Linked DNA regions of Mus musculus: region 1 is linked to region 2. Evidence: chromatin loops called from intact Hi-C (ENCODE). Cell type or tissue: gastrocnemius. All regions are shown on one strand. Each heading gives the region's core, and the rest is flanking DNA. Links, peaks and the distances in the headings are about the cores only. Region 1 overlaps Homer1 (homer scaffolding protein 1). Region 2 holds the start of Jmy (junction-mediating and regulatory protein).

What was found. Hi-C counts contacts between places; a loop is a spot of excess contacts. Peaks named below come from ENCODE experiments on the same cell type or tissue, not always from the same donor. Only the 100,000 strongest peaks of a DNase experiment are listed, where the experiment ranks them.
Region 1: a loop joins it to region 2, with 2.3 times the contacts of the local background. A loop is called at or near these places in 15 of 42 quality-filtered maps.

Annotation. Positions count from the first base shown.
Region 1 is chr13:93,308,775-93,324,172 of GRCm38, reverse strand. All of the region lies in intron 1 of Homer1 (homer scaffolding protein 1), which reads right to left. Among named protein-coding and RNA genes, the nearest start is that of Homer1, 13 kb to the right of the region's middle. In gastrocnemius, for the core only: a CTCF peak has its summit at 9,659; no DNase peak of the experiment used is centred there; H3K4me3 peaks cover 1,394 bases; H3K27ac peaks cover 2,689 bases.
Region 2 is chr13:93,490,794-93,506,191 of GRCm38, reverse strand. It overlaps Jmy (junction-mediating and regulatory protein), which reads left to right and starts at 6,384. Exons shown (of 11, transcript NM_021310.3): 1 at 6,384-7,890. The coding sequence starts at 6,886. In gastrocnemius, for the core only: no CTCF peak of the experiment used is centred there; DNase peaks (open chromatin) are centred at 6,366, 7,178, 7,383 and 7,830; H3K4me3 peaks cover 4,806 bases; H3K27ac peaks cover 4,273 bases.

The DNA.
Region 1 (15,398 bases), core at 4,750-12,749, 180 kb after region 2:
TCTCAGATGAAAAGCTTACCAACTGGCCTGGTGTGAAATGGGATGACTGGAGTGGTGCCCTCAAAGCAAGACCCCACCCAGCTCATCCTGCAACTTGTGAGGACAAAGCCCCGAGGAATTATCTGTTCCTAAGGAGCCAACAGCAAAGCAAAGCTTTTGTTGGAAGTATATCTTTCTTTTGGGTTTTACAGGAGGCTAGTGTTAGGAGAGTGTCTTGAGTCTCAGAAGACTTTGTGCTTTTTATTTATTATTGAGACAGGGTTTCTCTGTGTAGCCTTGGCTATCAAGGAACTCACTCTGTAAACTAGGCTGGCCTCAAACTCAGAGATCTGCCTGCCTCTGCTGTGACTAAGGTATGCACCAAGTCTAGCTGAGACTTTGGACTTTTAAATAGTGTTAAGACTGGTAAAGATTGTGTGGACTTTTGAAATTGATTAATGCATTTTGTATTATAATATGACTATAAGCCTATGGGGGCCTAGGAGTAGAATACTGTGATTTGAATGAGAATCCCATAAACATGTAAGTTCCAATATTTGTTTCCTAGTTGGTGAACTGTTTGGGAAGGATTCAAAGGCATGGCTTTGTTGAAGTTGTGACACTGGAGGAGGGCTTTGATGTTTCCCTTTGTCTCTTTATCTCTCTGCCTTGTGGTTGTTGTCTCAGCTACGGCTCCAACACCATGCCTGTCAGTGTACATGCTTGCCATCATGATCATCATGGACTAACTCCCTGAAACTGGAACCCCAATAAACTCTTTTATAAAAGTTGCTTTGATCATTTTGTTGCTTCACAGCAAGAGAAAAATAGTTATGTGGAAATTTTTATTTAAAAATATCTCACTGTCAATGTAAAGAAAATAATGTAATACAGGGCTTGTAACATGAATAGAGATAAAGCATACATACAATAGCACAAAGGTAAAGGACTGACACTATTAAGTTGGCTCTCCATACCCATAGTATGCAAACCCATACCATGCCATACCTATCATGATTTTAACCAATCACAGATAGAAAAGCTATTAAAACCTTATAAGGCAATGCTTTTTCCCTTTCTCATTACTCTTTAAACAATACTAGTAAAAAATTATTTCCATAGTACTTACATTTTATTACCATAAATAAAAATTAAAAACAGAAAGCTGAGGATGTAGCCCAGTGGTAGAGAGCTCAGAGCATGAACAAAATCAAACATGAACAAACTCCTAGTGTAATCTTAGTACAACTAATTGAACTATATGAGATAATGTGTGTAAATTACTTGCAAATACTGTGCCATTTTATATAAGAGACTTAAATAACAGCAGATTTTGACATCCACATTTAACAAAGCTAGATACAGCATTATATACCTGTGTACGCTGGTTAGTACTGAGAATGTATAGACAGAAAGATTACTTGGACTTGCTGGTCCAGCCAGTCCAGCTAAACTGGTAAGCTCCAAGTTCAACAAGGGATGCTGTCTCAAAAAAACATGAAGAACAGTTGATATCAACTTAATGTTAGCCTCTCCCTCCATATGCATGGGCATTTGAAAGCTAAAAATCTTAAACATGGGCTGGAGAGAGTGTTCAACAATTAAAAACACTTCCTGCTCTTCCAGAGAACCAGAGTGTGGATTCCAGCACTCAAGTTGGGTGGCCCATATTCCCCTGAAGCTCTAGCTCCAGAGGCTACAGTATTCTCTTTTGGTCTCCAAACCCCTAAACACACACATACACACACACATAAATAAATATAAATAAATAAATCTGATTAAAAGCTATATAACCATAAGTAACAACAAACAAGGTAAAATCAATCATTTTAAAAATCTAAAATAAAGCAAAGCAGAGAGGAAAAACAGATGAGTCAAACAACAACAAGAACCCTACTAAAGATTGTAAAAATCCTAACATTCCAATCATATAAAAAGGCAAAGATTGTCAAGTGGATGTATATTAATACCCAAATATATGACAGAAAACCTGTGTTTACCCTGTGTCTTCTGTGTCCACCCAGATTATAAGTAATTATTTGTTAAAATTTGAAAATGTTTTCTTAATACCTGTGACAATTTCTACTTCACATTATTATGGTTCCCAGGCTACAATGTCATCATTGCTCAAAGTTTTAAAAAGTAATTTTTGTGAGGCTATCAACAGATTTCTTGCTGTTATCTATTTATTCCCTACCTCATCTCTGACAAAATCTGCTAACCAACTTTGTTAGTTCTGTGCCAAAAGTGAAAGGGGAGTACCTGGAGATTAGTGTCCTGCTGGCCCACAGTACCTAGGGGTTGGGGAAGTGGAGAAAGAGGAAAGAAGAAGGGAGGGAAAGAAGAAAGTGATGGTTTTCAACAAACCACTATGAAATTGATCTTCTAAGATTACAGAACGTTCTCTAAGAAGAAAACAAGCAACTAAAAGGAAAACATTAAAATAATTCTGAGGTCAAGTGTGGTAGCCCATATCTTTAACCCAGCAATTGGGAGTAGAAAAGCAGACAAATTTCTGTGAGTTTGAGACCAGCTTCATCTACATAGTCAATTCCAGGCCACCCAGGTCTCAAAGCACAAGCCAAAAAAACCTGAACAGAACAGTAAAAGTCAGACATAGTCCTTTCATGTTTCAATATAACAGAAGCCATGAAAATTCTTCTACCCACTTGAGTAGAACAGTCAAAGATCACCCAAACCTATGGTCATTACCTCAGTTGGGCCTAAAAGGCCCTAAAGCTATCAGAGGCCATGACTAGAAACCTCTCTCAGGATTCCCTCTCTTTCCAAGGCTCTGAGTATGTACTCTACACTCAGCAGATGGTTTAGTCATTTATCATTCACTAGATTCTGGTGATTAGAATATAACCTTCTTAAAGGCAAGGCTTGTTTATAGATTGATTCATACACTTAGAACAGTGTCTGGCACATTCATATATGTTAGAGGAACCAGAAAACAAATTGAGAAAGTGGAGTCTATCAACTAAAGAACTCCCTACAGGTCTCCTGCCCTCTAAGGTACAATCTTAATACAGTCATAGCCTTCTTTTCACCTTTTCCCTCAGTTTATGAGAAAGACATTTCTAGCAGTTAACTATTTTACCTATGTTCCATATCCCATCCTGTCCTATGTTTCAACAATTTTCCCCTTGTTATTTTAAAAATATTTCCAGTTGCTGGTTCTCAAAGAATGTCTATATTTTTTAAAACAAAAAAACTCAACTTTCTGAACCTTATAAAACTTTGAAACTACACTGATTTACAGATATTTCTGTGTGTGTGTGTGTGTGTGTATATCTCTCTCTCTCTGTGTGTGTGTGTGTGTGTGTGTGTGTGTGTGTGTGTGTGTCTGTGTCGGTCTGGGAGAGAAAGGGAGAATGTATGTGGTGTGAGCAGTATGTGCTCTGCTCTTTCATGCTCTGCTTTATTCCCTTGAGATGCACCTCTCACTGATCCTGGATCCAGCTGGTCACCAGCAAGTGCAGTGACTCTCCTATCTTCACCTATAGATTATAGAAGTTCCAGGCCTATAACCATTTTGAAATTTTTACATGGTTCTGCGGATTTGAACTCAGACCTTTGTGTGAATGCTCTTGTTGCAGCCATCTTCCTATCCCCAAGATACTTTTCATTAACATAGATGTCCATGTTCCTAATCTGCTCCTTCATCCTGCACCCTCACTCTGTAGCAATTTGGTTTCCAAGGCAGCACAGAGTTTTCAATGCAGTCTTTAAAGAACTCTCGAAGGAAACTCACTAGGCACTCCTTACTTCAGCCGGTCGTTCTACTAATCTGGTCCCAGGTACTCCCTTCTTCAAGCTCATTTTCTTAATTTGTATGACATGTTCTCTCACTGACAGCTCTCCCAGCTCCTCCGCCTGCTCCTAAAATGATGATTCCCAGAGAAGCCTAGCCTGTTCTTTTCTATAAATATCCTGAATGAGCTCATCCACACTCACAGCATCAACCAGTACTTATAGATTCTAATGATTCCCCAAACTCTATCCCTAGCCAAATTATAAGATATTCTCGATGATGATGACCATAAATGCCTCAACTTTCAATCACCACCTATTTCCAATGTAAACTTGCCTCTTTCCAACTGATTCTCTACCTCAATTCATGGTTAAGCAAGCCAACATCTTTACTCCCCTACTCTCCAAATGTATCTAGTTTACTGTCAACTCTAAGAGACATCACTATTAAATTTCTTGAATCCATGCCCTAGAGCAGTGTTTTAACTCAAACAATTATTCCTGACTAAACTGCTGCAACTAACCTACATTGGAATTAAACTCAAGTGTCTTTCGATTCCAGTTACTTCTTACACAACACTTGCCCACACTGTCAACTGAATGATTAATAAAATGCAAGGATGATAATAACTACTAGTTTGAAATTATTCTACTGGCCACCATTGCTTAAAGCAATATCGTTAGCTTCTTTACTCATGGCTACTTTTACGTTTTATTATATACAAGTATGTCTATTATATAAGTTATGTGCCTATTATACAAAATGTACTTATATAAAAATATGTATGCATATAGGACATAATTTATAAATATATCTGTATGAAGAAAGATGTTCCAAATCATTTATGGGTACGGGCACATAAAAAAACAAGAAAACCACTAACCTGGGGAAAAAGTACAACACTTTTAACATGATAGTCACGAACTGGCCCTAGAAGCTCTCTACTCATGTCTTTCTTATGTATCTTACCTTTCTAACAAGGATATTTTTACCAGAAACTGCCCACACTATCTCCCCACCTGAAATATCCCAACCACCTTCTTCACATCTTCCTCCAATTGTTCTGTTTTTCAAGCCTCATATCAAACTTAGCTGTCTTATTATATAAAAAACCTGACTGTCCAAGGAACTTCCTTCTCCGCATGCTCAGATTCTATTACAGTATGTAGTATAATTTCTTGTTTACATGTCTATTGCCAGTACCTAGCTTGACTCATGGCACAAATTAAGTGCTTAATGCTTTGCTTTGTTTTGTTTACAAGTGCTCAAGAGGCACAATGTTGGAGGACAACTCACGCGTTGGCTTGTCCAATACAGCAGGGAGAGCAAGTTATGCAGAGGTCTCTTTTTTGTTTTATTTTGCTTTTTTCTCTCTCTCTCTCTCAAATATTTTTATTTTAGTTTATGTATATTAGTGTTTTGGTTTCAAGTATGCCCGTGAACCATGTACGCATCTGGTTCCCAAGAAGACCAGAAAAGGATATCAGATCCCCTGAAACTGGGAGTTCTACGGGTTGGAAGCCACCATGTGGCTGCTGGGAATCAAAGTCAGGTCCTCTGAAAGATCAACAACTGCTCTTAACCACTGAGCCATCACTCCAGCTCCCCAATTACGTTATTCTTGAGTTTTCGGGTGTTAGTTACAGACAGATTTTTAGAAAGTATTTTTGTCATCTACCAAACTCCAATTAATCAATAGTGTCAACACATTCTGAAAGATGCCTTATATAAATTCAAGACCGAAAGAATCAGTGATTGATTAAACGTGGCAGATAATGACACACAATTATCTTCTTTTTCTAAAGTTGCATTTAAGCCAAAGTGAAGAAAAAGAAGGTATAAATCCATAATATCAAAGAACAGAAAATGAATTTCTCAAGTATAAAAAAAAGAAGTATATAGTAGCTGAATCGTCAGTACAAGGAAATGTGAACAGCCTACTGGCCAGAAGACAGAGGCAAGGTGACTGCAGAGGACTGAGGGGCTTTGCTAAAATCTAAGAGAGAGCACTGGGATCCCAACTCTACCTCTGCTCTAACGTCAATACCTTTTCCACAAACGGGAGCAGTGCTTGAAACAGGAGTATTAAGAAAAGAAGCTACAGGGCTGGTGAGATGGCTCAGCAGTAAGAGCACTGAGCGCTCTTCTGAAGGTCCTGAGTTCAAATCCCAGCAACCACAGGGTGGCTCACAACCACCCTTAATGAGATCTGATGCCCTCTTCTGGTGCGTCTGAGGACAGCTATAATGTGTACTTATTTATAATAATAAATCTTTGGGCTGGAACAAGCAGGGACTGAGTGAGCAAGGTTGACCAGAGGGAGCAGAGGTTCTAAATTCAATTCCCAACAACCAGATGGAAGGCTCACAACCATTTGTACAGCTACAGTGTGTACTCATATACAATGAATGAATAAATCTCTAAGAGAGAGAGAGAGAGAGAGAGAGAGAGAGAGAGAGAAGAACCACCCCCCACCACACGTAATGGAAAATATACTTATCTCAGGAATCTAAGAGGTATGGATATTGTGTGTGCGTGTGTGCAAAACCTTCTTTAAAGAAATTAAAATCTCATGCATGAATGAAAGGAGATCTGTTATAAAGAGGGAAGAGGAAAAAGGTAAGAAAATAGTTCTGGCCAGCACACATCTATAGTCCCAGTGCTTAGAAGGCTGAGGCGGGAGAGTTTAAAGCATGAGCTACAGAATAAGACCCTGCCTGATTCAGGAAGTAGGGAGAGGAGGGAAATTATTCCTTTAAGATACAAGAAAATCTCCAAACTTAGGGAGGTACGTTTCCAAATACTAAAGAACAAATGATTAGAAAGTAAAAACCACAGAAGAGCTGGGAATCTAGATCAGGGGCAGAGTACATGCCTAGCATGTAGGAGGCCATGGGTTCAATCCACAGCACTGCAAGCAAATGGACAAATAAGAACACTCAAGAAAAACACCCCATGTTGTATCATCAAGAAGGTCCAGAGCACCAACAATACACATCAAGAAACAAACGGCAGAAACAATCAGCTTCAATACCACTAAAAACTAGAACACAGTAGGAGTCTTTACAAAATGTTTTTCTATATAAATACACTCAACAACTGGGAGAGAACAATTTTACATATATAACACCTGAAAAACGTTATCTTCTACCTATCCCAGAATTATATTACAGTATAAAATTATAACAAAATGTGTGGTTAAAACACAAAAGACGCCAGGCGGTGGTGGCGCACGTCTTTAATCCCAGCACTCGGGAGGCAGAGGCAGGCGGATTTCTGACTTCAAGACCAGCCTGGTCTACAAAGTGAGTTCCAGGACAGCCAGGGCTACACAGAGAAACCCTGTCTCGAAAAACCAAAAAAAAAAAAAAAAAAAAAAAAAAAGAACAAAAAAAACCCAAAATGCCACGAAAGACATAGTATCCAGCAAATGAATGAAAATCAGTTCTGGAATGCATAGAGAGTAACCAGTCCATGTAGGAGCAGAAGCATAGACGGCAATTCTAAAAGGTTAAAAAGACTTTGAAAAAAATAAGAACCATGTGCAGTTGGTAGGATATGCCAATTTCAAGATGGCCTCCAAGGCTATCATTCCCTTGATGGGTACGTCCTGCATAATCCACCCCTGCCCCCAGTAGCAGCTCTCAACCTGTGCTTTCACAGCAGTCATCTAAGACCATAGATTAACACAGATATTTGCACTAGGATTTATAATAGTAGCAAAACGGCAATTTTATGGTTGTGGTTCATCACAACATGAAGAACTTAAAGGGTTACAGCATTAGAAGGTTGTGAACACTGCTCTAGAGAGAGGATGAACTGTTGACTACAGAGTAGGGGTGCACACAAATGACAGATCACAAATCTGCTGACTGTGAGGTAATCAAAAGGGAGGTTATTATCCTAAGTGGTCTAGATCTATGCAGGTGACTTCTGTAAATGGCTAGCCAAGAGGAGGCTCTTTGGTCTGGAAGGCACACAGCAAGTGAGGAAATTAATTCTAGTGACAACAACAGGAATATGAGAGTCGGTCAATGATCCCAATTCTAGCTTTCACCTGGACTGCCTTATGAGGAAGATTCAGCTGTCAATTCCTATACTCATGACCACAGAAACTTCTAGATAATAAATCGTCTTAAACCAGTAAGTTGTTTTAAGCCAGTAAAATATTACTAGCTTGTCACATAACAATAAAAGTCTAGTACTTATGACACACAATGCAGTCTGACACTAAGTAAAAAATCAGTAATTTAGAATAAAATCATTTTTTCCTAAAATAGAAAACTTCAGAAATCAAAGATATAACAAGTATTTTTACAAACAATGCATTTTAAAAATGCCAGAAAGCAGGAGAAACCCTGAATAGAAAATGGTTATACCTGTTGAGTATGGCTAAAAGCACTCAGGTTCAAAAGGATTGGCTTCAGACTGTCCTGGATCTTCTAAATTACAAAGAATAGGTCTGCTGCTAAATCAAGTGTTTCTGCCCCCAGTCTGTAATAGAGTCTTTCTAACTTTAAAGTGTATGGATCGTGCCTAGGGAAGGAGGTAAGGAGGGAATGGGAGACACTTTAAGAATCAGGTAAGCTTTCTGAAAAGACAGTTCTCGCGTTAGTGAGCTTCACTGAAGGAATTCAGCATCCCTCAGTAAGGTCACTATAGCAGCAGCAGCAGCAGCAGCAGCAGAAGCAGCACCACCTGCAAATTCATTAGCACAATTTGTTGGCCTACTCTTAGACCCACTGAATAAAAACCTCTGAAGGTAAAGAAAACCTAACAAGCCCTCTTGGTGATGCTGATACAGGCTCACAATTGAGAACTACTAATCTGATTTTAATTTCTGCCAGTATCATACTATAACAAAGTTTTCTTCCTGCTGTAGCCAAGGTAATGCATTTCAAAACTGTATCTGATCTAACACACCTCAACTGCTGTAAAAATGGTAATGATAATAATAATAGTTTGCAAAATAAATACTAGATCAGGCTAGAGCTGTGTTTCTTTGACTAGAGGTTTTTAGGACAATGTGTTTAGGGTGTGGATGGTCTCTTCACTTTCTCACAGTGCTCACTAACCCTACTCCTTTTTACCTTACACTACCATGTGTTGTTCTGACTGGCTAATGGCTACACTAGAGTTCAGGAGGAGGTAATTCCAAAAGAAGGGCACAGGACCTAGGGATTCAGTTAAGAATCCACACTGCAGCTCAGAACAGTTTGTAACTCCAGTTACAGGAGACCTCTCTTCTGGCCTCCATGGGCACCGGATAAGCGTGTGGTGTACATGTATACATGTAGCCAACCATTTATGCACATAAAATAATTTTTAAAACAATGATGACAAATTAGAATCTGGTACAGTATGATCCAGCTTTTGCTTACAGATTAGAAAAACAAGTGACATAGAAACCATATGATTCAGAAACGGCAATGTTATATCCTGGCCTTCCACTTGTAAGTCTGTGCTTTTTAGCATAGGAGAAATGTTCCAAAATGACATCTTAAGTGTCCCTCCTCCACCCACCAGCCTGAGATCTTCAGAGAAAAAGATTCTATCTGCATAAGTGTTCCAGAGGCTGAAGTGCCCAGTACTACAAGGAGGGTTGGCTTATAAAAATTTCAATTTAAAATCACTGGTAGAAACACTATATACCAAACATGTGCAATAATGTCAAATCACTTAAAGTACTTCAATATATTCCAAATCTAATGCATTAAGCAGATTTAAATACATTAAGGTAAAATGCAGGGTTTTATCATCTTAAAGACAAGAGACATGCATTTAAGGAACTCACCAAGATACCAAGTTTGCACTAAAATTGAATGTTCTAGAAGAACTCCGAGGGATTAAACACAGCTTTCCAAAGCAATCACTGAGCACCCACTTAGGTTCCCGGAACAATGACAAGAGCTCCCCCAGCTGCAAGATTCCACACATGCGCTATCACTTCATAGCTGTGCAATGTTCCACTAGGAACATGTTCCTTTGGAGCCCTTTCTCCATAAAGATGCAGATAGCATTAATATTCCGGTAACTGTCAACAGAATAATCCTTACATTTAAGGCAGTTTTTACTGGAACAGTAGAATAACTACTTCTTTAGTCAATCTTGGAAAATAATGAACTAAAATGTTAGATGCAGAAGCTAAAACTGATTTTTAAAAAAAATGCATAGATAACTGTATGTATGAGCAGTCGCTGACTTAAATGTATTCATTTTAGAGAAAGTACACACTTCAGAAAGACTCAAAACACCTCACAAGTAGTCTTCCTAGAAACATGGCAGCACTTTACAGCCCTCCTTTTCCATATTTGTTGTATATACAAACATACTTTGTGTATGCAGTCCTGAAAAATACACACTCTTTTACATTTTGTGTTTACTACTTTATGTGTTTGCCTACATTCATCTTTGTGCACTCTATGCCCGTCTGGTGCCCAGAGGCCAGAAGAAAACATCAGATTCCCTGGCCTGGAGTTACAGATGGCTATGAGCTGCCATGTAAGTTTGTTTAATAGAACCCAGGCCCTCTTGGAAGAGCAGTCAGTGCTCTTAACCACTGAGTCATCTCTCCAGCTTCATTATACACTTTAGCATCATGGCAAATATTACCATTTTTGAAAATATTCTATAGACTAGCTTCCTGCCACATTTAAAAAAAACTGCAAATTTACCTATGGATTAAATACTGATACTCAGAATACACTAATTTGTCACAAAATAAATGTAAACAGTAACACTGTCATTACTGTCTTATACTTTATCCCACATGGAAATAGGAGCACAAACATATTTAACACTAATAAAATATCAAATGAATGCAATAAAGAAAAAACACAATTAAAATTCTGTACATTACTTAAGCTAAATAGATATGTAATCAAACTGCTTTCTAAATATTTATAGCTATATCCTTAGATTAACACTGCTATTTACCTTGGCCAGAGAAACTTCCTATTCCAGTGGCTGACATTCAATACAGAGGCTCTTAAGTCGTAAATGCTGAAAATAAGAATGTTCATCCCTCAACTGCACATCTGTACCATCCCCTCCAAGACCCGGGGGATATCAAGGAAGAGGAAGCAGGAACACTGTTAAGTACTAGAAAAGTGGTTTTCAACCTGTGGTCATGACCCCTCTGGTGACTCTCTTATCTCTAAAAATATTTGCAATATGATTCATAACAGTAGCAAAATCACAGTTATGAAGTAGCAACAAAAATAATTTTATGGTGGGATGGGGGTGGGGGTGTCACTACAGCATGAGGTATATTAAAGCATGAACTGTATTAAAGGGCGGCAGTATTAGGAAGGTTGGGAACCACTGTAGAGGAGTCCTATAAAATGCTGGTTTCTAGATATGACACAGGCAATTTCATCAAGAACAAACACACAGCAGCTGTGACTACATGCACAGACCCACACTCAAAGTAACATGCAAAAGTGGGAAGGGGCTAGTTGGGAAGGAGGTGGGTATTTATAAAAGAGAAGGAAGCATAGGAGAGGGCAATGGGGTGACTGTTCACAACACACAGCATACATGCATGAACTTATCAAAGACTTCACAAAATAATACAATTCTTGACTATTAGCAGAAAAAGTAAAAGAACATCCTGCCAGATCTAGAACTACTTGTGCTTTTTTAATCAACAAAGAACCTTAGAAAAGCCAGGGTAAGGATGGCTTGAGAGACCTCTCACTCTGGTTTTTTTGGTTTTGTTTTGAGTCAAGGTTTCTCTATGTAGCCCTGGAACTTACACTATAGATCAAGCTGGCCTTGAACTCAGAGACCTGCCTATTTCTGCCTCCTGAATGCTGAGACTTAAGGCATGTGCCACCACTCCTAGCTCTTCTCACTCAGTTGAACCCTAGTAATACTTAGTGATCCCTAGTAATACTAAAAGAGTAGGTGGAGTCCTTACTAAGTAAAATGATGGAAGCTGGCAGGGCAATTAAGCAAACCATACACATTTTAATGATTTTAATGTTAGAAGCCAAAAGATAAACATTCGAAACAACAGAGTAAGATAGAAAAGAGCACCGCTTTACAAAAAAAACATGCCAAAAGGCAGCACACCAAAAGCTAAAGGGATAGCAGGTTTCAAGTAACTATCCAATCTAAGTTTAGGAATAGGAGGATATAGGGATAACATGTTTCTAAGTTGAGATGCTGAGATCTTTGATTGTTTATTCCATTCAAGATAATTTACTAGGGATCATTATGAGCCAGGAGAACCTGAAAGTAACCAGGGATAAAAATTCCAAATCACAAAAATACTTTACAGAATAACCCTGAGACGTCTCACAAATACTTAAGAAAAACAAAAAGGCTACAATAAGCTCTCAAGTGATCCTGAGGCATACATAAGTACAACAAATAATCTCTAACAGTCTACCTATAAAAAATAAAATAAAAAATAAATGATATCCAAATTACTAGAAATAAGGATTTTTCTGTATACTAAGAATGGAACCTAATTCACTCAATCCTTTCAGCTAATTTTAGAAGTGTGGCTCTGTATTGCAAACTCATCTGTTAGGAAACACAGTGTGATTTTCATCCATGGAAACACGTTAGAGGTAAGGCTCCCACTGCCTGTCTCCTTGAAGCAGTAGTTCAAGCATTGCATCCAGAGCCTCAGCTTGCTGGGCAGCTTGCTCCATCACTGAGCTGTATGCCCAGGACCTTTGGCATATTTTATTAAGACTCAACAACTAAAAACAGTGTGGAACTAGAAACAAATCCTTCTTTGATATTTAAGAAGTCAATGACATCCTCTTTTATGGTCTTTTGGACACTGCAGCACAGAAACACATGGATCCAGATACAACATTAGATATAAAACATGGTGACAATGACTTTAAACAACCTTATAATACAATAATGAAAATGCATGCTAACCATGATGGAATAGTTCTTGTTTCACTTCCACTCTAATTCTTATTTGGTAGTTTTACAAAAAGTCGTCAATTCTTACAACCCTTAGAACTTGTTAGTAACCCTTTCATTTCAAAGACAATAAGGAAGAGCTCTTCATGTTTTATAGAACACTGAAAGAAAATATCCAGAGCTAGAAAGATGCTTCCATGGTTTACCCAGCAACTGTGAAGCCGGGTGTGATGTTTGGATCCCCAGAACCCACATAAAACCCAGGTGGGTGGGGTAATTCCAGAACGAGGGAAGGGACATGGAGACAGGGCCTCCCTAAAGCATGCTGGCTAGACTAGCCAAAAAACAGTGAGCCCCATATTCAGGAAGAGACCCTGCTGCAATCTAAGATGGAGAGTAGTGAGGAAGACGCTGATGTCAATTTCAGGCCTCCATAAGCATTCCTGCGCATGCCGCTTCCTACACACATGCCAACACACCCCTCTCTAGACACACACATTCACTTAAAAAGAAAAAAAGCAACATACCCCCAGGGTAGAGTTAACGTTTGATAATATTAGGTTTTAAAGAGATTAACATGATTTCTCTAGAGCTAGAAAAACTGCACAAGTAAACCATTACTATAAAACTTTGACTAGACATTTTTTTATTTTCATGAACAATTTTATTTTCTAATTTAAAAATGAGAAAAATATTTGGTCAGTCTACCTTAAAAGTAGAAAAGATAACTAAGTATAAATGAAATTCAGTTAAAAAGTACTTTAGCTTTACAAAAGCCATAATGGACTTAAGATCCATTATAGCTTTTTTGAAACTATAAAAGCAAGACAAAAAAATAAAAGTAGAGAAAAAAGTCAAAATAGTACAAAGATATGCATGTCAATTACTCATAAATGTCTTTTAACAAACAAAGAGCAAGGATTAATTTAGTTTTGGGGTTTTTTTTTTCCTTTCCCCTTTCTCCTTCTTTACTTAGGGACACAAAACGGCCAACATGCTAGCTTTACAATTGTAAGGGAAGACTATCAATATGTATGATGTGTTAACAATTAAGAACATAAATTGAAGCTGAGTGTGGTTGCTCACCCCCAACACTCAAGGACTGAGGAAGCTATGGATCACAAGTTCTAGACCACCTGGGTACAAGATAAACCTTTCAAAAGTAGGGCAGGTTGGGGGTGGAGAAGGGGAAGAGAGTGGGAAAGAAGGAGGAAAGAAGGAAGGTGTCCAGATAAAGAATGTGTTGTTATTTTTAAGATGGTTTTTTTTTTTTTTGGACCTAAAAGAAAGAGTCTAGACACACAATTTTATTTATACACAGTGAATGGGGTTTTGTTGCTGAAATTTTAAGTATACTCCTATTCAGAAAGGGTTAAAGTTCTATGGAGTGTGGTGGTACACACCTATTCTGGGAACTTAAGCAGTAAGAGCAAAGCTGGAGGCCAATCTGAATTACTTAGCAAGACCCTACGTCTCAAGTAAAAAAAAAAAATCTGATTTTTTTTTTCCCAGTTCTCATACATGGACTTAAAGCTACCTAAAAGTTCCTTGTTACACACAAAATTTTCTGTAGTTAATTTGAATTCTTATAATTCTTCAAAATTAATCAGTTAAAAAAAAATAAAAGTTTCTGATCTCCAGGAAAATCTTACTTCTTTTACAAACGTAATGCATTTTGCAAAATGCATCGTCTCCACTGAGTGTATTAAACACAAGCAACACAGACAAAAACCTGCACATTACATTTAACTAGACAGGTCCTAACTAAACGTACTAGAGCTACTTAAAACCGTGATTTAAGCCTTAAAATAGGAATGGAGGGTACCAGATAATAGTAAATATTTGGGATTCACTTTCCTGGCCTTCTATTCAGTTAGCAATATCTAAGACTGAAAGAAAGCTCAATGCAGAACAGAGATTTGATCTTTTGAAATGTGAATGCTTTTTATCCTGACTGTCAGCAACTAAGTGTAAGGACAGTTTCTCTGCCACCTCTCCACCTCAGTGTTTCACGGCTCTCCTAAGTGATGAGGCCTCTTATCTGAGCACACCATGCAGTTCCCAACATTTCTAACTCTGTACTTGGGAACTTCTAGTTCTAAAGTCCAGCTACACATTTATTTCTCTGTCTCTCCCTCTGTACACTGAGATGTCCCAGGGCCTGTCACTTCCATTTCCATTGCCCAGTCAGAGTCACTGTTTTAGCTTGTTGTTTCTACAGGACACAACATACAAATCTGAATTAGCTTAGCCTTTTCTCACTACTTCTCTGATCCTTCTTGTTAGTGCTTTGATTGCTTATCGTCTCATATTGATTGATTCCTCCCATACCTCCAAGAACAATGTTTTTCTAAATTGCCAGTTGGAGCCACAGGTTTGTTAATACCAATTAATGGGTCTTCACTACCATTTCTTCTTGAAAATGAAATGGAATATAATTAAGTAGAAACTATCAGACTGCAATCACATAAAGTAAGAATAATATTTTATGTCATTTTATATTTAAATATGAATACTAGGTCACAGCATAAAAATGTATGCTGCCAATGGATCATATTTTTATTATCTGGTTTTAAAAACAAACAAACAATAAAACAAAACAAAAAACAAGCTCTTTCTATAGCCTAGGCTGGTCTTCTCCTGCCTCATTTTTCCAAGGACTAGGTTTATAGAGCATGCCATACAAGGCTAGGTCATGTCTCTTTAAGTTTAAACACCAGTCTATAGTATAACCCAGTCTTTTACTGGCCTACAAAGCTCTAGCCTGGCCCTG
Region 2 (15,398 bases), core at 3,657-11,656:
GCCAAGCAGGGTGCACAGGCCAAGGCAGAAGCATGGTAGGCACAAGGTCATCTCCGACACTATAGCTCTTGTTTCGAAACAAAACAAACAAAAATCCAATGGAGGAGGCAAGAGAAATGCCCGAGAAGCTGCAATCCTGCAGCTGCTGCTATCGCCCATGACCACGGGTTCCTCAGCGTGCAATTGGTGGAATATATGGTCATGGGACCTCCATGTGGTCCATATGTGAGTGAATTAGATCCTGTTTACATCAAAGTCTTGTCCACGGATGACCATGAATAAGGAGATGGATAACTAACTGTGTGAAAGACATCTTTGCAGCAGGCAGAGCTTCATAGAAGTACATCCAACTATCCACAGTGTGAAATAAGGGGCCCAGAGTCAAACTATGTATAGATCAGCAGACAGTGATAAATGTTCGCAAGCCTAGTAAGAGAAAAATTAGAGTATTAGAGACAAGAAGTTAGGTACAATGACATGAGAATGGACGAGCAGCATGAAGGCTTTTAAGAATCATGTTAATGCCCCTTCTAGAAGGCACCTGCATGGTATGGGCATCATACAGCCAAAACAACCTGAGCTGTTGATGTTCCTTGTCACGGCAAGCAGGTGAACGGCCACAGTGGCAGAGATGGGGTTTGTGAATGGTTTGGAAAGTGTGGATTCTGCCAAGCATGGTGGTGTATGCATTTAATATCAGCATTTGGGAGGAAGAGGTAGGCAGAGCTACATAAGCAAGTTTCAGAGCAGCTAGGCCTACAGAGTAACATCATCTGGCCCTGATCCCCACCCTAGCAAAGGGGGAAAAAGAAAACAAGAAAGAAAAGAAAACCATGGATCCATGGATCCATACTTACTGAGGTTGACCTAATGACCTTCTAATAAGACAATGGTGAGCCCCCGTGTGTCACGGTTGTTTGAGAAGTTTGCGCTTGGTAGCTAAACGACTGCTACATGAGATCCTTTTCTCTCATTCTGTAAAGGCCACCCCGGGCCACCCAGAGGAAGAGATATTCCATTTCTATGGGGTTGCCTTTCCTGTTCCCAAGGTCTCAGCCAGTACCAATAGTCAAGCCATTTATACAGTATGTGGTCCACAGATTCAAAATATCATAAAGTCCAACTGGAGGGCCCACTTTACAAATGCATTATAAACTGTCTTCTGTAGAAACAGGTGGCTAAGTGCAGATTTAGCTTGGTATGCTGAAGGCACAAGAGAAATACCAGCTCACAGGCAATATCCTGAAAGGATGAGTGTACAACCCTCCAGGGGATGGGATAGAACAGCAGTTCTCAGTCTGTGGGCTGTGACTCCTTTGGGGGCTGAACTACTCTTTTACAAGGGTTGCCTAAGACAATAGGAAAACCACAGATATTTACATTATGATCCATGGTTGTAAAATTACAGTTATGAAGTGGCAATGAAAATATGATTGGGGGTCAACGCAACATGAGGAGCTGTATTAAAGGGTCCCAGCTTTAGGGAGGTTGAAAAATACTAGTATAAACAATGAATTATAGACATTTATAAGGCATATGTTCCCAGTAGGAAGAATACATGAGTCTGAGAACCAAGAGATGAAGAATGGCCTCATTCCATACACTCTTGGAGACTCGCAGGACTTCACCGCAGTTCTGGATTCTTCAGGGTTAGGGGTCTTGGGATTTATTTTTGCCTGGGACATAGCAAAGGACTTTGGACTTTAAGGCAACATCTTCCACTGGACATTTTGGGTTCTGTCAGCTAGGACAAGATAAAGAATCAGTGTGTCATAAGAAGAGCTCCTTAGCCCTGAGCACGGGTTTGCAGGAAGAAGAAGCACACGTGGACTGGAGTGATGCGCTGGGGTGTTTGCCCTAGTAGGCTTTCTTCTTTCGTTTTGTTTTGTTTTGTGAGACCGTAGCTTAGATCAGCCTCAAATTCACTATGTACTATAGAGGTATTTTAAACCAGTACTATGGCTTCTTTAGCTGAAATATAGACACGCCCTTAGTACACACCTTTAATCCCTCTGGCTGGAATACAGACACATACTAGTTCACACCTTTAATCCCAAACAATGAAAGTTAATTTAGTTTGTGGAAGTAAGCACCATTGTTTGAAAGTGATGTCTAATTGAGAGGCAGACAAAGGGGTGAATCAAAGGAAGATTTGACAGAGTAGGCTATGCCCAACTCTCACAAAAACAGAGAGAAAAGAGAGGCTACTTAAGACAGAGCAGTGCAGAGAAAAAAGGAGAGAGGGCAGAGCTACTGGGACAGTTGTATAGAGACAGGGTGCAGGGAGAGAACAAGCTAGACACAGGTGAAGACAGAAGATTAGAACAGATTGTCAAAGTTAGCATGAGACCAAACAGAGCAATTCAGTCAGAAGCTGGAAGAAGCCAGTTTGAATCTGTCAGTGTGGAGAGGAGCTTTGAATTAGAACTGCTGAGTTGACCAGCCAGCCAGAAATACCTAGAAAGGGTGTATTATTCAGCAGTAAGTCTCAGAGGCTGAACACACTCTAGGCCTAGATAAGATTGTATGGAGGCTAGAAGCTTCCAGGACAAGGCCTAGGTTAGCAGACAGAGGCAGTAAGCCTCCGAGATGACAAAACCGTCAGGTGAATAAAAGTTACATTTACAATGTAGTTGAAGCCAACCTGAATCATTCTGATCATCCTGCCAAGTGCTAAGGTTACAGGTTTATGCCACCGTGCCTAATTATAACATGTATGGTGATGTAATGATAGTAATGATATATGAGCAAAATTATCAGGATTCAGACCTCTCAAGAATGAGGATTTTGGACCTTGTAACCAGGTGAGCACCTGATGCTAGCAGGGAGAGCAGAGGACTTTAGAATGCAGAACGGAGAAGATAATAAGTTAGGTATGTCCATGAAAGCAATTGGAGTCATAGAGGTTGTAGCTTGCCCTAACCTCCTTTATAAAAATTTCTGTTCAAAACATGAGGCTTAGTATTTGGGGAGAGCAGCTCCCCAGATGTGTTTATGAAACAGTCATGTGACACACAGGGCTGTGCTGTGGTAGATATGAAGATGTTCAAATCAAGTCCTCCTTCAAGATTGGCACATGCTTCTTAGCCCAGCACTTGGGAGGCGGAGGCGGAGGCGGAGGCGGAGGCGGAGGCGGAGGCGGAGGCGGAGGCGGAGTTCCGTGAGTGAGAGGATAACCTAGTCTACATGGCCAGGCCAGGCTGGCCAGGGTGATATAGAGAGATCTTGCCTCAAAATAAATAAGCACATACATAAATAGATAAATGAAAGACTCACTTCCTCACAGCTACCAGAGGAAGATATGGTGGTTTACGTCCATCATCTCAGGAAGGCTGAGATAGGAGGTGGGCAAGTTTAAGACCAGGCTCAGCTAAGAAGTAAGACTCTTTGAACAAGACTCAAAATTAACTAAGCAACAAAAACAAGGGTCGACCCCAGCTGTAAGACTTGATCAACTGACAGTACTCAGTAGTTACGGTCTTCTTGAGCCAATTTCAAGTTTCATGTCATGCTTTCCTCAGGGTGGGCCTCCAATGACCAAGCAAGGCTTCACTATGTCCATCAGAGATGGACCCCTGAGAGTCATACTTTGTCCTGTAGTTCAACATGCTTCACTATGCAAGGCACCAAATCCTACTGAGATCTCTTTTCTTTTTCATATCTCACTTTCCCCTAGCTCTGCCAGGCCTTGAAGTCTCCCAGTTTCTTTCCAGAGTCTGTTTCTGGGAAAATCTAGTGTGGCTGTCAGTGAATTTAGCACCTGCTCCCTGAACTTGTCATTCACTTTCCTCCCCTTGAGGCTGATTGTAAGTGTCCAGGGTTCCTGTTCCCTCACATACAAAGCTAAAGTTACTCATTCCCTTCATACCTACCTTGCATGGCATTGTGGGGATACATTGTATAGGGAATGGTAGGCTTCTTGAACATCACAGACGACTAGAGTTTCTGTTAAAAGGCCCAAAGTGTTAAAATAGTTCCCAGATTACCAAACAATCCTCGATAGTTTCTAAGCCTTTTCAAAGTTGCCATGGTGTGTTCGTGCTTTTCTTGTCGCTTTACCTCTTCCCAGGGAGTAACTTACACACCCAACAATCAGATATGGACCTAAATAGAGAATGCTAGAGCACTACAGTAACATGTCATGGGAATTTGGCTTGTTTCTTTTCATTTGTCGGCTAACAATGACTAAGATAGGGGAAACTTGAAACAGCGAGACTTCCCATTTGAAAAAGCACAGTGGCAAGTATGTTAGGGGAAAATACTTAACACCTGTGTAAACATGAACCCGTTTCCCCTCCGTGGTTTGTGATAAGTCACAATTTTATAGCAGTAGATAGGTATGACAGTTAATCCATGTACATCAAATGTTGCTCTGTTTTGTGTGAGGTAGACTAACCTTGTGGCTCAGGCTGACTACAGGAGGCAATCCTACCCCAGACTCCCAGATGGTAGAATTGAGGTATAGCTACCAAGCCTGGCATTGATTTCTTTTAGGCATATTTAGCCTGCATTCTGCAGATTTATAAATGTATTGAATAAAGAGAGCTGGTGATTTCAAACTCTATCACAAAAAAAAAACAAAAAAACAAAAAAACAAAAAAACTAAGCAGTTATCTTTTTATCAAAAGGACAATTTTTCTGTAACGTTACTTGCTGAAGACTCCAATTTGCAGTGGGTTTCTTTCCTTTAGCATTTTATTTATTTTTGTGTTGCTGGAAATTGAACTCAGGATTTCATGAGTGCTTTGTAAGTACCCCAAGCACTGAGTAACACCCCAGACCCCTCTCCTCTCCTCCCCTCCCCCTCCTCTCCCTCTCCTTCCCTCCTCTCCCTTCCCCTCTTCCTCCTCTTCCCCTTCCCTCCCTCTTCCCTCTCCCTCTCCCTGTAGACCAGCTGGCTATGAACTCCCAGAGATCTGACTGTCTCTCCCTACTGAGTTGTGGAATAAAGGAGTGGGCCACCATACTTGGGTCTCTCCCAGCGTTTTCAAAGGTGCTTTTGATTTGCACGGAAGAGCTGACACATATGTACAAGCTTTGAAAATATGCAGCTCATTATAAGAATTCCAAAAGGTTGAAGTCATTTTTATCTTTTTCTGAATCTTGCTGTGTGTGTGTGTGTGTGTGTGTTTGGTCCAAGAGTAGGCATGGGTTTCAAAGCAGATGTTTAAAGTTTAAAATGTTCAGCAAGGCGGTGGTGGCACACGCCTTTAATCCCAGCACTTGGGAGGCAGAGACAGGCAGATATCTTAGTCCGAGGCCAGCCTGGTCTACAAAGTGAGTTCCAGGACAGCCAGGGCTACACAGAGAAACCCTGTCTCCAAAAAACCAAAACCAAAACAAAAAAAAAAGTTCAGCCAAGAGATAGGTCTAAAACTTTTGACTATCAATTTAGATGTCAGGCCAATACAAAACTGTGTGTAGCTGACAACGTGAGGGTGACTCAGATGATTTTCACACGTTTTAGAAATGTGGCTTAAAGTAAAAGAACTAATTCCTATTATACATTAGTGCCTGCTTGATGCCTTAGACACTGACAGGAAAGATGACGCCAATAATATAAAGTGGATTATAAACCTACTAGACAATATTAGGAATGTTTCAACACAATTTAGTATGAATAATTGGATTTTTCTGGCTGGTTTTTGAAACAAGGTCTTTTGTAGCCCCTGCTGGCCTTGAATTACCATATCTGGTTGCCTCTACTCACCAAGTGTTGGGATTATAGTTATGCACTGCCTTGCCAGGCTGATAAAAACTTTTTGTTTGTGCTTTCTGGGAACTCTGATAACTGAATACAATGTCAAAACTTTAGTGCAGTGACTGCCCAAAGAGATTCTCAGAACAGTACACAACGAGGAAAGCCGAAGCAATAAAAGAAGGATAAATTGAGACAAATGTTCACGCTCTTTAGGACGTGACTGAATTTTCCTACTGTTTTCGTATTCTCCTGAGTTGTTTTGCATACATGTCTAACTTAAATTGTGTCTGAAGGATGTCAGGGGAGAATGGAACCCTTTGGCTTAGCCTTGTAAAGCAAGGCAGAGTTCCCGGACTGTTTAGGACGCGTCTGAACACAGTTGGCGATCCAGATTCACTTAGGGTGAAGGAGGGCTACATCAAGGTCCTTGAACAAAGTCTCAGAGTCCCTCTGCCTTTGCTCCTCTTGCCGGGGGTTCAAAGCAACCTGTGCGGCCGGGCACACCAGTCTCTCATCTTGCAGAAAAGCGTCATCCCGCAGCCACAGACTCCGGGCCGGGAAAAAGGGGGCAGGGCTGGGGCCAGGAACGCGGCGGCGCGCAGGCGCGGCTGGAGGGACGCGGAGGGGGGCGGGGCGCCGCCGGGCGGGCGGGACGCGCGCCGCCGCTCCCGTTGCCGCTGCTGCCGCCGCCGCGTCAGCAGCGTGCCGCACGTGCCCGTGTTTACGTCCCTCGTGGAGCCGCAGACGTCACAGCCGAATGGCAACATTGTGGCGACGCTGAGACTAGCGCTTTAGGAGTCTGCTTTCTGGTTCTGGTTCTGGCTGGCTGGGCGCTGTTGGCCGGGGGCAGAGGGGCGGCGGGGAGGTAGGCCCCGGCGGGCGAGCGGCGGACGCGCGCCTCAGCACGCAGCCCCGCGGCTCCGCGCAGGCCGGTCCGGCGGCCCAGGGCCCTGCGCTGCGGCAGCGAGCGGCTTGTAAACAGATCCGGCCGCACGTGACCATGTGAACTACCTGCTCCGGGCCGCGTATTGTCTCTTCTGAGAGCCGCACCACAAAGGAGCCGGTGGGTGAGCGGCCGGCGCGCTAAGATGGCTGCAGGCGCCCCGCAAGGGTGAGCTGGGGGCGCGGCCACCGCGGAGACTCGGCCGGGCGGGCGACCCCCCTCGCCGGGCACCGGAGCTACCATGTCGTTCGCGCTGGAGGAGACACTCGAGTCCGACTGGGTGGCGGTGCGGCCCCACGTATTCGACGAGCGCGAGAAGCACAAGTTTGTGTTCATTGTGGCCTGGAACGAGATCGAAGGCAAGTTTGCTATAACCTGTCACAACCGGACGGCCCAGAGACAGAGGAGCGGTTCCCGGGAACAGGCGGGGACGCCCGCGTCTGATGGGAGTCGCGGTCCGGGCAGCCCCGCGGCCAGGGGTCGGTCAGAGGCCGCTGCCTCTGCTACAGCAGCGCTCCGGAGTCCCGGGCCACGGAAAAGCCAGGCCTGGGCCGAGGGCGGCTCTCCGCGCAGCGCGCGCAGCCTGAAGGGGGATCCTCCTCGGGGTCCCGCGGGCAGAGGACCGGAGAGTCCTCTCCGTAGCCCCGCGCGGGCTAAGGCCAGCCCGCTCCGCAGAAGCGCCGAATCCCGAGATGCGACCGCCAGTGCCACGCCAGCCCCGCCGGCGCCCCCGGTGCCCCCGGTGTCGTCGGTGCGGGTGGTGAGTGCCTCCGGGGCGGTCTCCGAGGAGATCGAGGTCCTGGAAATGGTGAGGGAGGACGAGGCGCCACAGCCGCTCCCGGACTCGGAGCAGCCGCCGTCTGCCGCGGAGCTGGAGTCTCCGGCCGAAGAATGCAGCTGGGCCGGGCTTTTCTCCTTCCAGGATCTGCGAGCCGTGCATCAGCAGCTGTGCTCGGTAAACTCCCAGCTGGAGCCGTGTCTGCCGGTGTTCCCCGAAGAGCCGTCAGGCATGTGGACGGTGCTGTTTGGGGGCGCCCCCGAGATGACCGAGCAGGAGATCGACGCTCTATGTTACCAACTCCAGGTATACCTGGGCCACGGCCTGGACACGTGTGGCTGGAAGATCCTTTCTCAGGTTCTTTTCACCGAGACGGATGATCCGGAGGAGTATTACGAAAGCCTCAGCGAGCTGCGGCAGAAGGGCTATGAAGAGGTGCTTCAGCGGGCCAGGAGGCGCATCCAGGAGGTGAGTGCGGAGTCCGAGCAGCGGTCCTAGTTTTCACGTCTCACTGCCAAGTGTTGGAGCCTGGGTTTGGGGTCTGCGAAGTGTCTTCTTTTCTAGCCGCGGGAAAAGGAAGAACAGGAGGGCTCCTGATCGGCTTTCTTTACTTATCTCAGCGATGGATCTTTGGGAAGTTTTGAGTTTTTTTACCCCTCCAAAAAGTACCCAGTTTACTAAAAATACAGGTAGAGATAAAAGCATTTAGAAAAACAGGTATTCTGTAATCTTAAACTAAATGAATGTTACTCTCCCCCTAAAGTAGCTTGCCCAGACATTAGCTCTTCTTTCAGGGTGTCATGTTTATGTACTGAAAATTGTTGTCTTACCGATCAAAGTTGATCTGCTTTTGTTTGCCTTGTGTGCTCTGGCAACATAGGTAAGTATGAAATTTTACTTTTCAGCGTTTTGCGGTGCTCAAAGTGTACCACTGAACTACACCCAGCCCTAAATTTATTTTTTAAAAAGTGTGTTGACTTGACCAAATGAGAATTGACATAAGTAAGATTTTAGACTATGAAGTCTTTACAGATGGCTCAAGTTTCACTCCTGTTTTAGGGAGAAGGTAGGTCAAGGGCAGGAATGCTTTGAGCTTTTATATGTAGTGTGAACACTTTAACATACTTCTTGAGTCTTTAAATAACAGGAAATAAAGGCTATACGTAGTGAGCTCTTCAGTGTGTGTTTATAGTCATGCCTCTTCTGTAGAAATGTACTAAAAAGTGTAATTTAATAAGGTGACTTCTAATGGGCAATATACAATTTTTCAAAGCAATTTGTTTTAATGTCACAGTATTTTGTGCTTGAACTTGGGATGGAGAGAAGCTCTGTTTCATGGAGTTTTTATTCCTGAATTGCTGTCATTTGTATGTATATTTAACTGATATTAGGCCAGGAACCTGGAATGTTCTTAGTTTCTTACTAGAATATTTGGTGTTTGACTTTGCTAGACTATTATTTCTCACTTACACCATACACTATGCATACATTTACAACTTCCTCTATCAAGACTCTTCACTCTAGCTCACATCTTTAATCCCAGCACTCGGGCATGTGGATCTTTGTGTGTTCAAGGCCAGCCTGGTGTGAATAGGGAGTTCCAGGACAGCCAGAAGCACCTAGTCACAAGCTGTCTTGAAGGACTACACTTCTCTGGGTTACTGGATGGTAGGCATCATGTGGAGCTTCCTAGAGTTCAGGAACCTGTTTTCATTTCTCCCTTTACTAGCTCACTTCCTGGAGACTTTGATAATCTTTTTGGAAAGAGGTGACAAATAAGACATTCTTTCTAGTGTTCATATTACCCTGCATTTCTCTTAAGCTTTTTGAAGTAGTGTTTTATTAACCAATGGTGTGTGTGCTCCTTTCTCAGACTGGAAATGATAGCTAGTGTTTTCCAAACTAGAAACTCTTTATCTCTAATTTTAAAATGTGTGCTTTAACCTTATTTGATACATAATAAAAGGTGGTTATCTTTTATTAAAAATGAGCTTCCAAAAAGTTAATTTTCTAGGACTCAGTTTTGAGGGTTAGTTTTTTTCTAAAACACATTTTCTTAGTTAAAAATGTATTAACTAGATGTTTTATTCTCTTTGAGGTGTTTTTTAAAATGAAATTTAAAAATTAAATTAAGGTCTCATTCTGTAGCCAGAGTGGCTTGGAAACTAATAGGTAGCATAAGTTGGCCCCAAACTCCAGATTCTACTGCTCAGCCTCTTTAGTGCTAGTATTAGAGGTGGGAGCCACCACATACCTATTTTATTCTGTTTAGCAGAGGAAAAAAAAACCCGAAACAATTTTTAAAGAGTCTTTTGTCTTGGGAAACAAATGTTTATTATAAATTTAACAATAAATACATAATCTTTCAGTTCTTTATGAAGTTGACTTGAATGGTATTTTGAGAATAGCTCTCAATGATAACACACGTTTGTCTATAATACCTACCCTGAATTATACTGGAAGATGGAGTTCAGTGTGGAGATTAGTGTCTTCCATGAACATGAGGATGGAAGTGTATCAAGAACCTTTCTTTCTAAGTAACTATGTAGGTTGTGAATGTGTTCTACTGCCTACATTCTTCTCTGTATTAGTGGTTTGCTTTTTTGTGTCCGGCAGGGTATGTGGGGTGGTTTGCACTATGCTAAGTAAGTGATCTGCCAGTGAACTACAATACCCCATCCCTTGGCAGTAACATTGGTTGGTGAAACAGGACTCTGTAAGCCTTGAACAGCCCAGGGTTCCCTTGAGTACAACATCTTACTAGCACTGAAAGGATAGACGCACACTGTAGCTACTTTTTTTTTTAAGGGTAAAATCTATTTTATAGCAATTATATGTCACTTGTATTAGTTCTGTTGAGTTTATTTTTCCTACTTGGTTTTGTGTTATCTTTCAGTCAACATAGCTTGTGGAATTGGACAAAATTATATCTGGTAAATCAGATTCAATAATGATACTTTTAAAATGTATTTCTTGTTTATATTTTTCTTTCTTCAATTTCCTTGAATCTTATTTGCCCTCATAGTATGATTTTTTTCCTAGCTATAAATTCCATATTTGTTTCTGTTCTAGATCAGTGACTTAAGAGAGGTTTTATCTACAGTTAGGGTATTCAAACAAAAGGTCTTTTACATAGGCAAATCCTCTACACTGAGCTACAGTTCTAGCCCTCCCATTAAAAAAAAAGTGTAGATTAACATTGTAACATATCAAGGCCTTGACAGGGTTGAATTCCCCTGCCACTTGTTCAGAGCAGTCAACATAACTAAGGCATGTCCTTTTAATGTAAAGTAGGTAAATACAGTTTTTATAAACTGATAGATGTATATTCTTCAAGGAAGATGCTTTCAGAAACGAGATGCAGCCCAGACTGTCCTCAGATTTATGATCCTCTTCCCTTAGCCTCCTGACTGGGATATCCCGACTCTCGACTTGTTACACTTTTACACAGCAAAAAGGCTTAGGGGCTCGAAGAGTGGCTTCTGAGTGTTTGCCGGACATCTGACGCCCTGGTCTCAATCTCCAGCACAGTAGCCTTCCCTAGTATCCCACACTGTAGATGCAGCACTTGAGAGTGGGCGTCAGGAAGGAGGATCACAAGTTCAAGGTCATCCAAGTTAAAACCATTGAGAGCAGAAAGTGCTGTCAAAGAGGCACAGTGTACGTACGACTTAGCAGGGTTTGGAGTCAGAACAGCCTGGATTTTGATTAGGACTCATTACAGTCTAGGATGAGAGCAGAGAAGTAACCGAAGGATGCTTTACAAATTAGGACTGTATGAAATCAGTAATTAGCTAGCATTTTACAAAGGTAGCTTCCAATAAGTATGGCTTTTTTTCTTTCATGTAATCAAGATGTTGTAGTTTGTCGTTCCATCTTTTGAGGATTGTAACTTGTGTTTATTAGCACCAGTTAGGTAATTGAGCTCTAAATATTCCTGGTGGAAGCCAGCTTGATGCTAGGCAGTACTCCACCATTGAGTTTTAACTCTAAGTGACTGTCTGCCTATATATATATTTTTTTGTTGTTGTTTTTTTTGAGACAGGGTTTCTCTGTGTAGCCCTGGCTGTCCTGGAACTCACTCTGTAGACCAGGCTGGCCTTGAACTCAGAAATCCACCTGCCTCTGCCTCCCGAGTGCTGGGATTAAAGGTGTACACCAACCACTGCCCGGCCTGTCTGCCAAGGTTGAGGCTTAAAGTGGGCATAGCTTTGGCTAGAGTGACATTCAGTTGCAGACTAGGCTTGTCCTGCCAACCTTGTGCTTTTTCTGCCATAACTTGCTACTTGTTTGGTTTCTTTTTCTTACTTGCTTTTTCCTTTTCTTGACCAAAAAAAAAAAAAAAATCATTAGAAAAGGGTCTTGGTTAGTCCAGCCTGTCCTTGAATTCCTGATGCTCCTGCCTCTACTTTTCTATGCTACGATTATCCTGGTTCTTCAGCCTTCCCAATGCTGTGATTCTTTACAGTTCCTCATGTTGTGGTGACCCCCAACCATAAAATTAATTTCAATGCTACTTCAGCTTTAATTTTGCTACTTCAGCTTTAATTTTGCTACTGTTAATGAATGGTAATGTAAGTAAATAACCTGTGTTTTCTGATGGTCTTTAGGGGACACCTGTAAAAGAGGGCCTTGACCCCCAGGTCAAGGTTCTTTTTACTTTTGTAGCATTTTGTAACATACAGTACCAACTTCTGGAAACACTATAGGGTCATACAAATTGAGATAGGGGATTCTGACATGGCCTCACTCATGTGCTGGCTGGATGGAAGGGTTTATTTTGTCTTACAGTGTGAGGTTGCTGTTAATCATGGTGGTGAAGCCATGGCAACATGAAAAAGCTGGTAACATTGCTCCTCTGTGGTTAGCAGAAAGGCGAATGCTGATACTCAGCTCACTTGTTTGTTTGTTTGTTTGTTTGTTTTTTCCAGCCAGGGTTTCTCTGTGTAGCCCTGGCTGTCCTGGAACTCACTCAGTAGACCAGGCTGGCCTCGAACTCAGAATTCCGCCTGCCTCTGCCCCCCAAGTGCTGGGATCAAAGGCGTGCGTCACCATGCCCGACTCAGCTCACTTTTTATACTGTCCAGGATGTCCAGCCCATGGAATGGTACCATCCATGTGTAGGGTAGGGCTTCCTACCTCAGTTACCTCACCTAGAAGCTCCCTTACAATGGCCAGGGGTTCGTTTATGTGATTATTCTAAATTCTATCAAATCTACAGTCAGGACTCATCATCATATTACTTAAAGTTTTTGGAAAACCTTGATTTGCACATGTCATCTAGCTCTGGCTGTCTTGGAGTTCTATGTGTAGACGCTGAGGCTGGCCTCTGAGTCACAAGTTCTGCTTGCCTCTGCCTCCCAAGTGCTAATAAAGATGTTTATCACCAAACCTGGCTTTTTTATGTATAAGATTTACTTATAGAATTATTATTATTATTATTTTTTTTTTTGGTTTTTCGAGACAGGGTTTCTCTCTGTCTGGAACTCACTTTGTAGACCAGGTTGGCCTCGAAGTCAGAAATCCGCCTGCCTCTGCCCCCCCCCCCCCCCCGCCTCCCCCGAGTACTGGGATTAAAGGCATGCGCCACCACGCTCAGCTATGGAATTACTTTTATAGTGAGTCATGGTGGCTTATACCTGTAATTCCAGATTTTGGGACGATGAGGCAAGAAGGACTTTCTGTTGACTTTATGCCAGGTCCTTCCTCAGACACACTCTCATTCATTCTCTCTCTCTCTCTCTCTCTCTCTCTCTCTCTCTCTCTCTCTCTCTGTGTGTGTGTGTGTGTGTGTGTGTGTGTGTGTGTGTGTGTAAGATTCTTTGTGTTTACTCAATCTAAAGCTACAGGAGGAACACTCAGTGTGTAATTTTTCTTCCTGTTCTATCTTTTCGAGTCAGGTATCACCATATATATATAGCTCTGGCTGGCTTGGAACTGTGTAGAGCAGCCTGGCCTCATCCTCTTGTGCATACCTCTCCTGGGTCGGGGGTACAGGACTAAAGGATTCCTTCACCACACCTGGCTAGATTTTCCTCAAGTTCTGTTTTATATTGTTCTGGTCAGGAGTAAGTTGGTTTAGATGTGGGCATATTTCACTTTAAAAAATTTTCACAGATATATACTATTTGAAAGGAAGAAAAAAAAATGCCTTCTCAGAAAGTATCTCTTCATATTACTTATTAGCCTCCAAAGTGGAAGTAGAGAATATGGCATAGTGTGCTGCTGCCTAAAATCTACTTGTCTTCTGCCACTTTTAATCCCATTTAAAACAACTGAGTCATAGCTTTTAATTTAATCTTTACTTTCCCCTCCATAATTGCACTTAAAATATTTTATTTTCTATACTAGTGTTTCTTGGTGGATCTGAAAGTGGGAAGAAAGATGTTAACTTCTCATTTTGTTTTTAGTTTAGAAATCCTCCTTATTGTTTATATTAAGTGCACTTTTGGTACTAGGGAACTAAATTAAAAAGTAACAAAGGCGTAAAAGAGAAAATGTATAGATTAACTTCCCAAGCAGTTTCAAACCTTGAAAGTTTCAAGGGAATCATAAGTCATTGTATTAAAAGGAAATTATGTTGATATTGAAGCTGCTTTGTAAACAGTTTGTTATACTTGGGCTCCCTGGAGTTCCTTAGATTTGACTGTTTTTCTTGAGCCGTTTTTCTTCTGTATTAAGCTTTGTGGAGCCTGAAGCTGCTCTTCTTAAGGATATTTTATTTGTCTTGGTGAAAATTGCCTGACATAGAATAGATAAAGGAACACCTCTTAACTGTATTGAGTGTCAGTGTGCTTAGAATTTATAGATTAGAGTTGGGAGGAATCTGAAAGTATGTTTTGTTTTTTAAATTTTGTTTGACTGCACCATTTTCTAGTTGCCCCACTCAACTTACTATTTTTTCATTGAATTTCATGTTTTTACTCTCTATAAACTCAAAAGAGAACAACTTGGCCGAGTACATGCCACATGGTAGTTAAGAACATGAGTTAGTCTGGGAGCTGTTGGTAAGTTTTTCTTGGACTAAACTTTTGAGAAGTTACCGAGTTTCTGTACTTCTGGTTCTTCATTTCTGAAGAGATGTAAAATTGAGCCTATTTCAGGTCATTAGTGAGCTATACCTGCCCTATGCCTAGTGTGTAGAAACTCAGAGTAAATAAAAACTACCATCATTCCAATCATTGTCTTCTTTCTCCTGTGGTACTGTATAGTAGCTGGCTGCTGGATTCCTCTGAAATCCAAACCTATTTCTACTAAAAACCAGATTGGCAATTACAGCCATGTTAGTGATGACGGAAGCTGGTCCCACAAAGGTAAAATATTCCCAAATGGATACAGTGTCAAAATAAAAATAGCAGGTTGATCTTAGCTTTGTGCATCATCAGAAACTCCTCCAGGACTCCCAAGACATGTTACCACTACAAATGAATCTAATTGTTTTGGTTGACTTTATAGGATATTGTGGTCCTTTTGGTACAGCTGGTTATAATTTTGATTCTCCCCACCCATACCCCAGAGTTCTGTACTCTGCTTCTAACTGGTGTCTCTTTTTTTGTTAAGTTTTTGAGACAGTTTTACTGTATTGTCCAGGCTGACTGTCTTAGTTAACGTTATATTGCTGTGAAGAGACACCATGACCAGGGCAACTTTTATGAAGGAAAGAATTTAGTTGGGGTGGCTGGTTACAATTTCAGAGCATGGTGCTGGAGAGGTAGCTGATCAGCAGGTCTACAGAGTGAGTTCCAGGACAGCCAGAGCTACACAGAGAAACCCTGTCTTGGGGTGTGGTGGGGAGAAAAAAGAAAGAAAAACAATAACAGAAACCCAGTGTAGCCCCTTAAGCTTCACTACATATTATACTCTGTGTTAGGGTTTCACTGCTGTGAACCGGCACCATGACCAAGACAACTCATGTAAGAACATTTAATTGGGGCTGGCTTACAGATTCAGGTTCAGTCCATTATCAAGGTGGAAGC